Regions from separate parts of the Homo sapiens genome. Here region 2 is linked to region 1. The links are chromatin contacts, found by Hi-C or POLR2A ChIA-PET in ENCODE. All regions are on one chromosome and are shown on one strand. Each heading gives the region's core, a stretch centred on a gene start or an enhancer-like site at or near the end of the contact. The rest is flanking DNA. Distances are from core to core; before and after follow the strand shown.

Region 1 (2,873 bases), core at 104-2,603:
TCCCAACTGTCACGGAAGCAAGGAGTGTAGTAGTTTTGCTTAGTTTCCTTTGCTTGTTTTCACGTGTTTGTTTCCACATGCCAACCATTTTCCTGTTTTCTCTCGCTGGCATCTGTATTGTACACACAATTTTTTGGAGGTTAGTGTTACCATTCAGTCTTCAGGTAACAAGATATTCAGTGGACTGTGGTTGAATTTGTGGTGTAATTAACAGAGCCAACAGTGGCTACAGTAACCATTGGCACCTTGTCCTCACTGTCTCCTCATTTTGGAGACAGCGTGAGTGCATCTTCACTTGTGGGAAGGATACATGTATTGCATTTACTGGAATTTTTAGAAAAGGTTAAACGTGTGTAAAAGGGTGCATATGGAAAGCAACTGCCTGCTATCCATCTACTGCCTCTGACCCAAGCCCATCTTTCACTGCCCTACTTGGGGATTCTGGAACTTTTCCCTCTCTCCTGCTGGCACGGTGCTGTGCACTGTCAGTAGAGGGCGCTGGAGAGACAAACAAGGAGGGAGGGGGGTTTCTTTTCACTTGTTTATTGGCTGCTCACCTGCACAGCCTCCCAGGACGGCTTCCCCCGCCTTGCATAAGTAGCTTTGCAGCAAGTTCTGAGGCACAGCACCTGGCTGTGCATGGCTTACCTGGCATCTCAGGAGGCTGCGGGGTCTCACTGCAGGGATGGTGGGGGCATGCATGGGGGGCATGCATGGGGGGCTGAGGGGCTGCAAGGCAGCACAGGGTCAGAGGATGGGAGTTCTGGGGGCGACCAGGGACTGCTGGGTATAGCAGCAGTCAGTATGGGTATCGCCCATCGGTATGACTTCTCCCTGGCAAGCCCCTCCCACGGCTCAGCTATCATCCTCCATAGTGATCGCCTGACAAAACCAGAGTCTTGGTTAAACTCAGCCCTGTGATTACAGTCTGCACCTCAGCGCTGAACTTGGCTTCACGCCAAGTCACAGGTTGCTGATGAACCCACTTCAAAGAGGCGCTGGACATGGCTGGTTGAGCCTACCCCTGAGACACTAAAGTATTTTCCTCCTCTCTCCTCCCATCTCCAGCAACACCACTTTCATTTTCTCAGTTAAATGTTCAGTTATAAAATGCTAATAATATAACACATTCACATGCCTCATAATGAAAATTTACAAGCTATACGGCCAAATACCTCCTTCCTAACTTCTGTCCCCATCCAACCCTGTTCACCTCTCTCTCTCTCTCTCTCTCTCTCTCTCAGACACACACACACACACCACAAACTCTGCTCTGCACTGTGCTTTTTTCCACTTAACGTTATGTGTCCTGAATGTCAACATGAGAACAGAGAGAACTTCCTCATTCTTTTTCACCGCCACATAGTACTCCATTGTTTGGGTGCACTGCAGTGATTTCCCTGGTGTCTGCCGATGGGCATTTAGGGAGTTTCCAGTATGTTGCTACTGTAACTGAAGTGACTAGTCTGGCACTCAAGTTGCTTTGCATAGCTGGTAGAGCATGGATAAGGTACATTCCTGGAAGGAGAATGGCTGCCTCACAGGTTCCTGCATTTGTCAGCCTGACCCGGAAGCCCAAATCACCCTCCACAGGGGCTGTGCAAAATGATGCCCCCAAAGCAGTGAGCGAGAGAGAGGGCCTGGCGGCCGGCAGCCTCGCACACAAAGTGTTGTCACTCACCGGGGTATTGGTCACTCTAATGAACCACATGCCCATTCTGCAGACATCTCAAACTTTAAAAAAAAAAAAGATTAATAGAAGATTTATTTAGCAAAAATACATATAGCCATTATTGCAAGACTTAAATGAGATGTTAAATGTTCAACCCAATTTTCTTTCCTGGATAAGTTTTTCTTTCATATCCCTGTCAGTTTTGAAAACATAATACCAGAAGAAGGGGGGCCCAATTCCACAGAGAGCTCCCAAGAGTGAGTTTCTGGGAGTGAGTCTGAAGTTGAGATAAACCTTTGCTGATCTTGCTTACGTTCAATGCATCTGGGCAGCGTCTTTGATGAGCCCTGGCGGTTAGGCTGGTGGCACTGAAGCAGGCCTCCAGGGTCTCCTGTTTAAGCAGGATTTTAAGGCCAACCCTGCGGCTTGCGCCTGCTGGGTTTCTGGAGATGTGTCATATTCGGCTGGGTTGAGGGTCCAGGGCAGAGTGGCCAGGCATGAGAGAAAATACTTTGGGTCAACACCTGTGAAAAGAAGGAAAAAATAAAAATAAAAAAAACACCAGAAGAATACTTTGGGAACAACATCGTGGTGACACAGGGCACAACTGCGAGTGCGGAGGGACCTCTCCCCCTGAACTTGACCAAGCGCTTCCTCAGCCCTTTCTCCCCTCCCAGGCCCTCCCTGTCCCTGGAAGCAGCCTGGTTCCCTCCCGGTCTCTTAGAAGCCCCTGGGCTGCTCTTTCCCTCAGCCCACCGAGAGCTCGCTCCATCTCACTGCACGAGGGGGCCCTCGCTGCCGCCCTCATCTCTCCCCTGGGGACCCCAGCGCCCCCGAAGGGCAGAGGGGTCTTTCCAAGCCATAAATCCCATGAGTTGAAACTCGCGTCTCCAGCCCCTTCCAGCCCCGCTCCCCAGCTGGAAGGAGCCCACTTACCGGCCCCCTCCTTCCTCCTGCGGAGTCTCCTGTCCAGGATCCCTTTTCCCCAGTCCTGCCGTCTTTCTTTGCCTGAAACCTGGAATTCCTCCCCGTTCCCGCCCGCCGGCCTCCGCAACCTCCTCCCTCCCCCGCAGCGCCCAGCCCGGGTCTGCTCCAGGCACCTCCTCAAGACCGGGCCTCCAGCGACTGTCCCTTTGAGCCGCCCTTTCACCCGCAGGCACCCCCGGCCCGTCCCCGCGCCTGCACTCAAGCTGCTTGTTTG
Region 2 (2,873 bases), core at 177-2,676, 240 kb after region 1:
CTGTTTCTCACACACCCACACCCTGGCATCAGCCAACCCCACCAGCTCTCCTGTTCAGATACCAGGATCCGACCTCACCCTCACACTCCCATGTGTCCCTCCCAGCTCTTCTCCCAGGCCACAGCACCTGTGCGGGGCCACAAGGCTCCCATGGACATCTCCTCTGCAGCCCTCGTATACCTCGGGGGCCATAATACAGAGGGTCCCTGCTTCCCAGAGAGGCCTCACCCCTGTAAGTGCAGGTCCCACGGGACAGGTGGCCCTGCATGGCTGCCACAGGGTCTCAGGTTTAGGATGCCAGAATCATGCCCATGTGGCCTCATCTTCCCTTGGAACGTCTAAAGGCCTCCTACCCTGCTGCTGGGTCTGGGGCAGAAGCACAGTCCTGTCTCTGTGGCTGCAGGGGGTTCCCCAGAACGACCCCAGGGTCCCAGGAGAAGACTCCCACTCCTCAGACCCCTCCCACCTGGATGGTGGCAGGAAAGGGCCCCAAGGCATGTCCTCAGGCCCTAGGTGAAACCCAGTGGGCCGATGCTGCAGACGCAGGGGTCTTCCCCCTCCAGCTCCACACTCAGGCTGCCAGGCCCCAGCGAGGGAGGCAGGAACGCAGAAACCCTGCCACGAACACACGAGGCTGCCAGTAACCAGGCCTGACTTTATGCTACTTCATTTAACTAATTCAGAAAGCCCTTTCCCAAAACACACAGGCTGCTCATATTTGTCACTACCTGGAGGGGTGGGAGCTGTACTCCGCCCTGGTGGCCCAGTCTGTGTTAAGGGGCTGGAGTGTCCACCTGTGAGATGAAGCCAGGGACTTAAAGGGTTTTCACTTCAAAAAATGATGTGCATTTTCAAGCAGCTTGTGATGGCTGGAGAGTTCAGTGCTCAATGCAGCTGTGGAATGACTGAGCCACCTCACAAGCTGAGGGCCACACCGGGTGCTCGAGGGGCGGGCCCCAGGGCCCCCTGAATTCACTTCTCCTTTTGGAAGTCTATTTTTAAACATCTAGGTTTCAGCACCTTTGCTGGCTGTTATTAACCACAAAGACACAAACATGACAGGTCTGGGTGGCTTTTTGGGCGTAAAAGCAGTGTTATTCTTCCTGTTCTTTCCAAGAAACATGATATTAGTTAACCTCTAAAAAGTAAGGATAATTTCTCTAAAGAACACCTCTTTCCACTGTCACTGTCCCTTTAAACTGACACTGTCACTGTCCCTTTATTTTACACAATCATACATGTTCAGAAGGATATTTAATTAGCTCACCAAGTCTATTTGCTGGGGGACAATACCACTGACGACACTGAACATCCAAATACACGGCTCCTCTAGTGAGCACCGGAAGCCTCTCGCATCTCCACCTTCTAACACGCACACTGAGCTGGCAGGGGTGCTCGCGAGTGGCAGGGGAAAGTTAATGAAAACCTGATCAACAGAGGTCTGAGAGACGCCCTTTGTAACTTAGCAAACCCCGAAATGAAGCATGAGTCCCAGGCAGGGTGGCCCAAGACAAGCTGCGCCTCACGCTGAGCCTCAGGCCCCCGAGGTTAAGAGGGGGATGGCACCGAGCCACCCCTCCCCGCGATTGTGCTACGCAAGGGCACGCCTGACCTCAAGCACAGAACGGGGAGTCTCCAGCAAGGACTCCCCCACACAGCAGGGGCCCCCGAGTCAGGAACACACAACATGCGTGCACCGCATGCACAGACCAGCACGACTAAATAAAAGGCGTCTCCATGAGCAGCAAGGGAACTCGGGCTATTTTTAAAACAGGCACTTCATCTGTATCAATGGCACCATTTCAAAGCAGAACGCAGAGTCACATCAAGTGTTCTCTAAAACGCAGCAAACGTGATTTCATCCTTGAAGAACGGTCTACACTCAGTCACTGCAGTTTCTATAAAAAATAAATCTCAAGTGCAGGTATGGAATTGTACAGAAAAAAGACTCCGACACAGAGCTGAAGAGACAGACTGCACTCCACATCAACAATCCAAATCAGAAGGTTTGCCTTCAGGGAGCATCAGCCCGTGAGCCTTATACACTTGCATGCCAGGGCTGCAACCGTGTCACCTGCTGTGATGCCTCACTCTCAGGCCACTGCGACCCTGGCACACAAGCCCGGCGCTGTGAGAAGCCCGGTGGTGCCGGCAGCCTGAGTGAAGGCCGCGTGGATGGACGTCCCTGCCTTCTGTCCCAGTGCGTGCTCCTCTACGTGTGCCCTGTGGACCCCCTGACTGTAAGAACCACCAGTTCATCTAGTCCACTGACACCAGAAGCCTGGGTCATGCTCGCACCTATGCTATCTTCTTTTTTTTCTTTGAGACAGTCTTGCTCTGTCACCCAGTCTCGAGTGCAATGGCGCAATCTTTGCTCACTGCAACCTCTGCCGCCTGGGTTCAAGTGATTCTTCTGCCTCAGCCTCCCGAGTAGCTGGGATTACAGATGCCTGCCACTGCGCCCAGCTAATTTTTCTATTTTTAGTAGAGACGGGGTTTCGCCATCTTGGCCAGGCTGGTCTTGAACTCCTGACCTCGTGATCCACCCGCCTCGGCCTTCCAAAGTGCTGGGAATATGGGTGTGAGCCACCGTGTCCGGCCTACCGGCCTAGGCTGTCTTTTTTTTTTTTTTTTTTTTTTTCCGAGACGGAGTCTTGCTCTTTCTCCCACGCCTGACTGCAGCGGCGCTATCTCGGCTCACTGCAAGTTCCGCCTCCCGGGTTCACACCATTCTCCTGCCTCAGCCTCCCGAGTAGCTGGGACTACAGGCGCCCACCACCGCACCTGGCTAATTTTTTGTATTTTTAGTAGAGACGGGGTTTCACCGTGTTAGCCAGGATGGTCTCGATCTCCTGACCTCATGATCCGCCCGC

What was found. Hi-C counts contacts between places; a loop is a spot of excess contacts on that map. ChIA-PET counts read pairs that join two places held with the same protein, here RNA polymerase II (POLR2A). Pooled maps may share reads with other maps.
Region 2: a loop to region 1 is called in a map with no recorded cell type, with 7 times the contacts of the local background. The contact joins two enhancer-like sites. A Hi-C loop is called at or near these places in 1 of 37 single-sample maps with no recorded cell type and 2 of 50 pooled maps. POLR2A ChIA-PET finds 5 or more read pairs at or near these places in 3 of 52 experiments (OCI-LY7, activated B cell and naive thymus-derived CD4-positive, alpha-beta T cell).

Annotation. Positions count from the first base shown.
Region 1 is chr14:103,138,996-103,141,868 of GRCh38, reverse strand. It overlaps the pseudogene NDUFB4P11. Among named protein-coding and RNA genes, the nearest start is that of TNFAIP2, 17 kb to the right of the region's middle. RefSeq lists enhancers at 1,423-1,472, 1,503-1,552. Within about 2 kb of position 1,353, at least 3 of the 41 ENCODE cell types and tissues checked have a DNase peak (open chromatin) inside an H3K27ac peak, as active enhancers do; they include OCI-LY7, where a contact is called at or near this core.
Region 2 is chr14:102,899,949-102,902,821 of GRCh38, reverse strand. The region is part of intron 10 of TRAF3 (TNF receptor associated factor 3); the gene reads right to left. Among named protein-coding and RNA genes, the nearest start is that of AMN, 21 kb to the left of the region's middle. RefSeq lists enhancers at 889-1,318, 1,637-2,136, 2,137-2,638. Within about 2 kb of position 1,426, at least 7 of the 41 ENCODE cell types and tissues checked have a DNase peak (open chromatin) inside an H3K27ac peak, as active enhancers do; they include OCI-LY7, where a contact is called at or near this core.